Regions from separate parts of the Homo sapiens genome. Here all the other regions are linked to region 1. Evidence: chromatin contacts called from ENCODE Hi-C data. All regions are on one chromosome and are shown on one strand. Each heading gives the region's core, a stretch centred on a gene start or an enhancer-like site at or near the end of the contact. The rest is flanking DNA. Distances are from core to core; before and after follow the strand shown. Region 1 holds the start of ARF5 (ARF GTPase 5). Region 2 holds the start of AHCYL2 (adenosylhomocysteinase like 2). Region 3 holds the start of TNPO3 (transportin 3).

Evidence for each region. A loop is a pair of places that touch in the nucleus more often than their neighbours do. Pooled maps may share reads with other maps.
Region 2: a map of ascending aorta shows a loop between it and region 1 (10-fold over the local background). The contact joins the promoter of AHCYL2 here to the promoter of ARF5 in region 1. A Hi-C loop is called at or near these places in 2 of 168 maps with a recorded cell type or tissue (ascending aorta and naive thymus-derived CD4-positive, alpha-beta T cell) and 15 of 50 pooled maps.
Region 3: a loop to region 1 is called in a map of CD4-positive, alpha-beta T cell, with 10 times the contacts of the local background. The contact joins the promoter of TNPO3 here to the promoter of ARF5 in region 1. A Hi-C loop is called at or near these places in 2 of 168 maps with a recorded cell type or tissue (CD4-positive, alpha-beta T cell and CD8-positive, alpha-beta T cell) and 9 of 50 pooled maps.

Annotation. Positions count from the first base shown.
Region 1 is chr7:127,586,774-127,590,052 of GRCh38, forward strand. It overlaps ARF5 (ARF GTPase 5), which reads left to right and starts at 1,638. Exons shown (of 6, transcript NM_001662.4): 1 at 1,638-1,792; 2 at 2,310-2,390; 3 at 2,712-2,821. The coding sequence starts at 1,726. It overlaps LOC105375490 (a long non-coding RNA gene), which reads right to left and starts at 3,073. Exons shown (of 5, transcript XR_007060511.1): 1 at 2,983-3,073. It overlaps LOC105375489 (a long non-coding RNA gene), which reads right to left. Exons shown (of 3, transcript XR_007060513.1): 3 at 3,096-3,178. RefSeq lists enhancers at 459-1,085, 1,086-1,711, 1,712-2,338, 2,339-2,964 and a silencer at 1,475-1,964.
Region 2 is chr7:129,223,536-129,226,814 of GRCh38, forward strand. It overlaps AHCYL2 (adenosylhomocysteinase like 2), which reads left to right and starts at 1,495. Exons shown (of 17, transcript NM_015328.4): 1 at 1,495-1,904. The coding sequence starts at 1,542. RefSeq lists an enhancer at 999-1,108 and silencers at 1,389-1,458, 1,579-1,828.
Region 3 is chr7:129,053,318-129,056,596 of GRCh38, forward strand. TNPO3 (transportin 3) reads right to left here and starts at 1,794. Exons shown (of 23, transcript NM_012470.4): 1 at 1,334-1,794. The coding sequence starts at 1,453. It also overlaps the pseudogene TPI1P2. RefSeq lists enhancers at 1,327-1,826, 2,638-2,932 and a silencer at 2,638-2,932.

The sequences.
Region 1 (3,279 bases), core at 388-2,887:
AGGGGCAGGAAACCTGTGAGGAGACTTTCAGTCATGGGGAACAGAAGGTAGTGACAACAGAGATGGAAGCAAAGAGGCTGATAAAAGAGCTAAATGTAGAATTGACCTAACTTGGTGAACACTAGTTCTGTTATTATATTGGAACTCTCTAAAATGTACTCTTCAGCCTCGTAAAAGCCTTCTTAGGGATGCAAGTCTATGACTGAAGAGAAAAGGAAAGTCATTCACTCACTCATACCTGTTTCCCAAAGTCTGTCCTTGTTACAGACTTTGCAGATCAGGATGGGGCAGGCCCTGGAGGTCTGTTCAGACCCCGTTTCTCAGTGGCCCAAATAACATCAAGCTGTATTATACATAACATTCAGTCACATTATCAAATCATTTTAAGATTCACCATAACCCCTTAAGTTAGAACAAGTCTCATTTTATAGATGATGAAATAACGGAAGAGTTATGAGGAGTGCTGAAGCCAAATCCTCAAGAAATGGCAGAATTAAGATTTGAACTAAAGCCTGAAATCACGTGCTGGCAAGTGGTGGGTGCTCAGTAAATATCTGCTGAAAAAGCAAATGAATGAGTGAAGGTTTTTTTATTCCCAGCTCAGTTTACCTCGAGTCCATAAACAATTGATCCTAGAAGCCCACTGGGAATCCAGAGTAGACATAACACCTACCCTCGCTCCATTGAGAATCTATCAGTCCAGTTCAACTGAACAAGCATTTGTTAGGCCTAATAATGCCTGGCAATGAGCCAGTCTCCACCGCAGAAGAATTTCATTCCTATTTTGCTATTCTCCTCTCAGATGTTAAAATGAGGCAGGGAAATGACATGTGAAGCTCTTTGGGTCTACGGAGTCAAGATCTTCACAAAATCCTGAATGGATGTGCAAGAATAAGCCAGGTCCACAAGTCTGTGGCAAAGTGAGGAACTTCGGCAAAGCGGCCAGCGCCTGGACTGAGAGGCGGGGCCCGCAGGGCGATCCAAACGAAGGTGGACTTCTCCAACAGCCCAGGAGTGGGTCTGTGACCCCGCCGCCCAAGGCCGGGAATCTTACACTGGTTCTGCGGATTGGGAATTAGGAAGTAGGCGTTTTGAGGAACCATGGAAGCTAGCTAGCACTCGGGCACCTTCCCCTACCTCCCGCGCACTCTTCACACGACCACCTACTACGCGCAAGTCCCTCGGTGGAAGATGAGGCAGTAAAGGGAGGACCAAGACCCCTAATCGCAGCTTCCACTCCCCAAAGGAGAGTGGTGCACACGTTCAGTGCTACTGGTTCCCAAGGGCTAAAACCGGAGCCCCTAGGGGCCTGGACGCAACAAACCAAAGCCCAGCGGCCGGCCACTGAAAATGGGGGCAGGGGCCGCTGCGGAGCGATGAATCCTTTCCTCAGCCGCGCTCGGGCTGCCGGTTCGGCGGCCACAGGCCTGGCAGGCGCGTTAGAGACCTAGACCCGTTCCCAAGTAAGGGCCGCACGGGACCCAGGCCAGCAGCGGCAACTCGCGGAGCTTCAGCTCCCCTAGGAGCCAGAGCCGGGGGAGGCGGGGCCGAGAGCCGGGGGCGGGGCCCGGACGGGGGCGGGCCCGCGGTGACGTCGGGAGGGCAGCGACGCGCGGAGGCGGCGGCGGAGCCTCCTCCTGCTGCTGCTGCGCCCCATCCCCCCGCGGCCGGCCAGTTCCAGCCCGCACCCCGCGTCGGTGCCCGCGCCCCTCCCCGGGCCCCGCCATGGGCCTCACCGTGTCCGCGCTCTTTTCGCGGATCTTCGGGAAGAAGCAGATGCGGATTCTCATGGGTGAGGCAGATCGAGCGCGCGGCCCGGACCGGGGCGCCGGCCCCGGCGCAGCCCTTCCGCCCCCGCGTCCCTCCAGCCCCGCTCACCTGGGTCTCTGGCCCCGAGTCACCCACCTCATAACGCCCCGGGGCCTCTGCTCTCGGGCGGGTCCCGGTCTGCATCGCCGACCCCGGGGCCTGACACCCGGAGCTGCGGGCCTGGGTGGGGTGAAGCTCCCTCCGCCCCAGCCCGGCTGGTAAGAAGGGAGGATTCCGCCCTTGGAGACGACTTTTAAAACGAGCGCGGCCTACCTCCCGTGCCCCTTGCCTCCCAGTCCTCTCCCGCTCCGCGCCCTCTTTGGAGTTGGCTCACGCCACCCGACTGCCCTCCAGGCCTCAAAGGTAGATAACGACGCGCACCTGGAGGCGCTCCCGCTCTCCGCCCCAGTCACCATCAGCTGTTGTGGCCTCTCCCTTTCCCTGGTCTCTAGGGGGCTCCCTCGCTCCCATCTCCATCCCTGTGCCCCTTTCCGTTGCAGTTGGCTTGGATGCGGCTGGCAAGACCACAATCCTGTACAAACTGAAGTTGGGGGAGATTGTCACCACCATCCCAACCATAGGTGAGCCCGGGGACGAAGCAGGGAGCGGGAGCGCCGCGGCGGGCCCTCGCGGGGTCTGCTCCCAGTTCTGCCACTTTTCTGGAGCTGACCCTGACACCAGATACAGCTATTTGAGAAGTGGGTCAGGGTATCTCTACGTGGATACCGGAGGCAGGGTGGATGTGACCTAGCCCCGCCCTGTTGACCGCCAGTTCTGGGGTTCTGTTCCCCTGGGCCTTGATCATTGCCTTCTGGTTTTGTGTCCCTGCTGAAATCTAAGTAGTTTTAGTGAGTTCCTTTCTTTCAGGAGTTTTCTCATCTTTTTTTTCCAATTATCTGCAGGCTTCAATGTAGAAACAGTGGAATATAAGAACATCTGTTTCACAGTCTGGGACGTGGGAGGCCAGGACAAGATTCGGCCTCTGTGGCGGCACTACTTCCAGAACACTCAGGTGGAGTGTTGGGAGGGGACTTTCTAACCCCACGGGAAAAGGTGTTAGGGCTGGGAGAACAGAATTGTTGGCCTAGGCTGGGCCCCCAGGCCAAGGAAAAAACCCTTCCCCACTTCTACCCCTTCTGTTTGGCTATCCCCTACTCACTCTTCAGAACTCACCTTAGTCTTCCCCAGCTTGGACTTCTCTTTAGAAGCAGGATTCTGGGACCAGGCTGCCTGATTTAGCCCTCATAACATGTCTTTATTTCCTTGCACATCTTTGGATAAACTACTTCCTCTTTGCAGTGGGGTCTCTAGTTTGTGCCATGACTCCTGTAGAGCTTCTATAGAGTTCTGTAAACTTCTGTAGAGTTTACTAGATGAGAAGGATTGACACAATTACAAATGGGAAGAAAACAGAAAGGGCCACACTACGGTATGTCCCAGGCAGAAGTGATTGCTTCTCCTTTCTTCCTT
Region 2 (3,279 bases), core at 245-2,744, 1.6 Mb after region 1:
ACTGCCATTTCCACAGAGCTCACAAGTGTACCAGACACAAGAGTTTCTTAGCTTCCTCTTCACATTTTGGCTTTCAGAGTAAAGAATGAAAAAGGGAAAACCTTGTTGTTAAAAAGTATTGGCAAACAATTTTCTTTCTTTCTTCCTTTTTTTCTGGGACGGCATCTCACTCCGTTGTCCAGGCTGGAGTGCCGTGGCATGATCTTGGCTCACTGCAGCCTCTGCCTCCCAGGTTCAAGCGATCCTCCTGCCTCAGCCTCCCAAGTAGCTGGGATTTCAGGTGCCCGCCACCACGCCTGGCTAATTTTTGTATTTTTAGTAGAGATGGGGTTTCACCATGTTGGCCAGGCTGGTCTTGAAGTCCTGATCTCAAGTGATCTGCCGGCCTTGGCCTCCCAAAGTGCTGGGATTACAGACGTCAACCACTATGCCCAGCTGGCAAACGATTTTCAAAGGCTGTAACAATTGCTCTATTTGTTGGACATTAGTTTTAGACAGTTTTTTGTTATTAAAAAGGACGCTGCGGTGCATGTCTTTTTGCTTACATCCTCTAAATGTAAAATTTAAAAATAATACAGAAAAGTACAAAGTAAAAATCACCTTAAATCCCATCACTTAGGAAATTAACTACTCATATTCACTATTCATATCCCTCTATGCTGATATATGTATCTGAATTTCAGATGATTGCCCTATTAGAATTATAGGTGAAAAGATTTGGCCTCGTTTAAGGCAACGTGTAATTCCTCAGCCTTGAATTTTGATCTAGTGATACCTAACTTCTTTGAGGAATGATCTTAGCTTCCAAACCCAGAATGTGACAGAAAGCGCCACAGCAAGCAAGGTCCTACTTTATCCCTTCTAAAAACAAAGCCACTGAAGTTTGGAAGGGTGTTGAGTTCTCAATATCACAAAGAAAAATAAAGCCACTTCCAGCCTGGAGCCGCCGCTTCTCCTTTAAATACTCGCTCACGTGATCGCAGACGGGCACGCGCGGAGGAACTTCACGCTGTCAGGACAACGAGCCATTCCTCTACCACTTCCCCTCCCCTAAGGCTTCTTGGCGTTCCCTCCCCGGAAGTCACAACTCCTCTGGAGACTTTCTCTTCCTCATCCCCTCCGTCGAGTCACCTATCCTCACTCCTTTCTGTTAGCTGCCGGCCCTAGCGCTCCCTCTCCTCGGCTGAATCTCACTTAGTGGAGGAAAGGCTGAAAGGACTACAACTCCCAGGGGACGCTGCGGGCCCCGCCCATGGGGCGCGCAGTGTAGGTCGGGGCCTGAGGTCCCACGGTCTTCTCGCCGCGTGCGGCCGGGAGCAAACGCACTACAGGTTCCGTGGCGCCTCGCGCGAGGCCAGACCGGGACGGGGCGGGGCGGGGCTGGAGGGGCCGGGACTGGCGGGCGGAGAAAGGGGGTGGGAGAGGAGGCGATGGAGGGGAGGAGTGGGGACATGGGGGAGGGAAGAGGAAGGGAGGTGGGAGGCGGGGCCGACCAAGAGCAGGAGCTGGAGTCTGAGCCGGTGGTTGCAGCGGAGGCGGTGATGTCGGTGCAGGTTGTGTCAGCCGCGGCTGCCGCCAAGGTGCCTGAGGTGGAGCTGAAGGACCTGAGCCCCTCCGAGGCGGAGTCGCAACTAGGACTGAGCACGGCCGCCGTGGGCGCCATGGCCCCCCCGGCGGGCGGTGGAGACCCTGAGGCTCCAGCTCCCGCCGCGGAGCGGCCCCCGGTCCCCGGCCCGGGCTCGGGGCCCGCCGCCGCTCTCAGCCCCGCCGCCGGGAAGGTGCCTCAGGCGTCGGCCATGAAGCGGAGCGACCCACATCACCAGCACCAGCGGCACCGCGACGGCGGCGAGGCCCTGGTCAGCCCCGACGGCACCGTCACCGAGGCGCCGCGCACAGTCAAGAAGGTACTGGGGCCGGGCTGCCTCTCTAGGAGAGGAAGGGAGGGGAGGGGAACTGCAGATCCTCTCGGCACGGCGGCACCACCCTCCACGCCCTCCTTTCTGATCGCAGGACCGGAGATACCCCTTGTCCCCTTAAACCCACTCTCTCAGAGATGCCCCCCAGCCGGCCCCTCGTGCTGGGAGCGGAGACTCCAGGAGGCACGGCCGTACTTCGCTCTGAATAACATGGAGGTAGCGCTCTCCCCTACTACTTGGAATAGGCAGCGGGAGGAGAGACACCTAATAGTACGTCCCGCGGCCCCAACACGCTCCCGGGTGTGATTTTCCAGCCTATCGGGGAAGAGACCTCGATAGTATAGAAAAACCTTACCGCTCACGGGAGTTCACACAGCAATAAGGATGAAAAGATCTTTAATACTTGGAGAACGAGTAAGGTGTAGTCACCTTGCATAGAAATCGTCAGAGTTGTCTGGTTTCCATACAGTTGATGACTTTCTGCCTTTCTGTGGCCAACCGTGGCCATACAGCAACACGATGCTGTGCCCTTCATTTCCAGCGACTGCGATATTCTCTCTTCCCTGAATATGTAAAAGGGTAATGGAGAGATTCTCCTCACTCTTTCGTGTTAAGAGCTTTGTCCTCCCTGCTGGGTATAGTTGGTCACCAGGATTATTAGGCTGTGTATGAAGAGAATGAATGTCTTATTGATTGCTTTATTATAATCTGAAAGTGATAGGAAGAAATGCTGCTACTTTTGGGAAAGACGATCTTTGTGGGGTTTTCGGTCTTAGGCGTCAGCTTCTTTCAGACAGTTTTGAGGAGGTCTCAGAATACCAAGAAGTAACTGCCTAGGTGGATGATAGCCCTGTATTACCCGTACATTGTCTATCCATAGTTGTCTGTCTCTCTCAAAGCTTGTCTTTCTTTCTCTCTTAAAGCTGAATCAGCACAGAAAAACAGGGCAAGTATTGGAAAAGACAGAAGTGTGGATCATATAAAAAGGGCTTACAGCTTCAATTTCGTAGACACAGTATGGGCACAGGGATTAATGTTTTTTTTAAATTGTTGTGAATGGTTTTTAATTGCTTTATCAGAACAGCAACAAAGAGACGGGAAGTGTGCATTGGTTTTACTGTGTGGGACCAGCTGAATTGGAACCTTGGATCCACCATAACTTTTTGTTGTCATAGCGTCATGATTAAGGTATAGCGGATAATCCTTTCATCCTAACGATACAAATTTAGGTGATAAGTCAGAGGCAAGACTGAAGGAATTTCTGTAATGCTTTAGACAATGTCTTTGTCGTTTGTAGTATGAAACTCCTCTGGGAAGAATTAGAGTAGAAAGAGGCAGCATCCTGCAGAAATGGGTTTAAAGA
Region 3 (3,279 bases), core at 544-3,043, 1.5 Mb after region 1:
ACTCTGTCTCAAGAAAAAAAAAAAAAAATTAGTCGGGTGTCAGGGCAGGCACCTGTAATCCCAGCTACTCGGGAGGCTGAGGCAGGAGAATCTCTTGAACCCGGGAGGAGGAGGTTGCAGTGAGCTGAGATGGGACCACTGCACTCCAGCCTGGGCGACAAAGCGAGACTCTGTCTCAAAAAAAAAAAAAAAAAAAAGGCAAAGTTGCTCCATACCAAGACCAGATTTTTAAAAAGTCAAAGTTGCAAATTTTTAAATATTATGCACTTGCAGCCTAGGAGCTGATTTAATAAGGCAGAGCACCTTTAAGTATCAGTTATGAGTTAAAATAAAGGGAAGGGGGCCAAAAAAAATATGGTTGTGAGTATAAAATGCAAAAATAAAGGTAAAGGTGAGTATTTTGTCAGCCTGTAAAAAAAGCCTCTTTAGTTTTCAAAGTACTTAATTTTTAAAGTACATCCTACATTAGAACCTAAGTCAGCCAGATAACCAAGAATACACATTTACACAGAAATGAAGCACAGCAAAGGTGTGAAAATTAGGGCAGGAAGCATAAAACATGAATCAAAGAATGCAGAAATACAACAGATATAAGCTACAATTAAATATCTCACCGGATGCACACACAGTTTTATATGGAATAATCAAAGCAGCAGTGATACCCATCTTATAAATAAAAATCTAAAAGCCAGAGAAATAACAAGGTTAGAGGATTAATATGAAACAAAATGAGAACTCCAAAGATTTTCTGAAAGCAGAATTACTGTTTTTTCTTCATATTATGTTGCCACTCCAAAGCAAGGGGAAAACTCGCATGAGTAAGAATCTAGAAACCTGAGAAGTTTCGAGAAGAACAGACTCAAACTGGAGTGAAAATAGGCAAAAAGAGTGAGGCATAAGGCTACGACTGGGAGCAAAATGCCAGATGCAAGTCTTGGACACGGAGGGGAGACGAATAAAGCCTTCTTAAGCGGAAGGTGGAGAAACACTGGGGTTGGATTTGGTGGGAGGAAGACAAAACGGAAAAGCACGGCCCAAGAAGCAACGGCAAAGGGAGAACTTAAACAAGATTAGATTGATGCCACAATCGAAGAGTATAAGACCTACAAATCAGATTCTGCCGGGTGGGGAAAGGGCCAGTTCGCGACCGATCAGGTGCGACTAGTTTCCCAAAAGCGGCAAAGATGTAGCTTCGCAGCCCCACCCCACGACAGCAGCTCCTCCCCAAGGAGGACCTCACGAGGTCAACTGCCGGGCTCAGGTTCTCCCCCGGAGCCTAGGTTCCACCCCGCCCCGGCCGTGCGGCACAGAACTGCCTCTCTGGGCCCCTCACCGAACGCTGCAGCTCCCCAAGCCAAAAAGAGGCGCGCTCCTTTCCGCTGGGATCTGGGTCGTGGTAAAGCGCCTGCACTGCCTGGTACACGAGCTGCAATGTCGGCTTTGCTCCTTCCATGGTGGTGGCGGTAGTGGCGGTAGCGACGGCTCTGATTCTTCTCCGGAGGATTCCTCGGTTGCTCCGCCTTCGCGCTTCCTCACTGTCTGGGCCACGGCCGCTCCCTGACTGGCGCCATCTCCTCCTCTTTGGCCGTTACCAGGGCAGAAGGCTCTCCGTGGAAGTTGCCCCCTCGGAAACAGCTATTAGGTCGTATTCAGGTTCCTGGCCTTTTTTCCGGTTTTTCCACTTGATTCTAGACTCTTGAGTCCACAGATTCTGGCGCTCCCGTCTTCAGTCGCTGACTTGCCCTCAGAAGCCTATCTTGGGAGGCCACACACCAGTGTACCTAAGGTTCGTTTACCCGGACCGGAAGCGACAGCACCGATACCTTTGGCACACTTCCGCCTGGTACACTACAAACGGCCTCCTTCCCGGCACGCCTCCTCTTGTCTCCCCGCCCCCTCCCGGAAGTAACCCTGCCGGGCCAGGAGCCGGGAAGAAGAGCCGGTGTTCTCTCTGTTCCTCGCTAGCAGCTTGGGACATTAGCGCCGAGATGTGCCCCATATCTGAGCTGCCTTCAGCTCCTTGGAAACGGATCCAGGTTTTTCCTACCCCTTCCGACTGCCCCATCCCTCTCCAGAGAATCCTTTTCTGCCCTGGTGATCAAGGCGCGTCAATTCAACTCTCCCTAGAGTGGCCACAGTACTGGAGATCCAAAGATGACTTAAGACATGGTACCTACGCTGGCTCTAGTGGAGGAGACAGACACGTAGTCAACTGAACTATTTTACAAACCTGAAATATGTGCCACATTGAGATAAATCCAAAATGCCTAGAATCTTTGTTCAGCTCCCCTTTACTTAGTTCTTAAGCCCAAAAGAGGTCTTCATTCTGCTTACAGCTCCTGGTGCTCTAACTCCAGAGCATTTTGCATACATCTTTAGGGTTATTCTCACATTGAACTGTATTTTTGTGAATGCCTTTCTGTCCGAATCCAATACCAGTGGTCTAACAATTCACAAAAGAAAACAGAAATATTGGAAACTGTACTATGGAGAAATTAGGGACAAAAGGTAACAGTATATTGATATTAACATTGCTGCTAGTCCTTTGCACTAGTAAATAACTGCTATTTGATAAATGATCACAATGTGTAAAACACTGTAGTTACAAGATCTCATTTAATCCGCCTAACAACCTTGCCAAGTATTAATAAAACCCGTTTTAGGCGCTGACACTGACCTACAGCGCCTCAGCTCCAGCGCCATGGCGCCCTCCAGGAAGTTCTTCGTGGGGAGGAACTGGAAGATGAACGGGCGGAAGAAATGTCTGGGGGAGCTCATCGGCACTCAGAACGCGGCCACTGTGCCTGCCGACACCAAGGTGATTTGTGCTCTCGCCACTGCGTATAACGAGTTGGCCCGGCAGAAGCTAGCTCCCAAGATTGCTGTGGCTCCGCAGAACTGCTACAAAGTGACTAATGGGGCCTTTACTGGGGAGATCAGCCCTGGCATGGTCAAAGACTTAGGAGTCACGTGGGTGGTGTGGTCCTGGGGCACTCAGAAGGCGTGTCTTTGGGGAGTCAGATGAGCTGATTGGGCAGAAAAGTGGCCCATGCTCTGGCAGAGAGACTCGGAGTAATCGCCTGCATTGGGGAGAAGCTAGATGAAAGGGAAGCTGGCATCACTGAGAAGGTTGTTTTTGAGCAGACAAAGGTCATCGCAGATAATGTGAAGGACTGGAGCAAGGTCATCTTGGCCTATGATCCCGTGTGGGCCACTGGTACTGGCAAGACTGCAACACCCCAACAGGCCCAGGAGGTACACAAGAAGCTCCGAGGATGG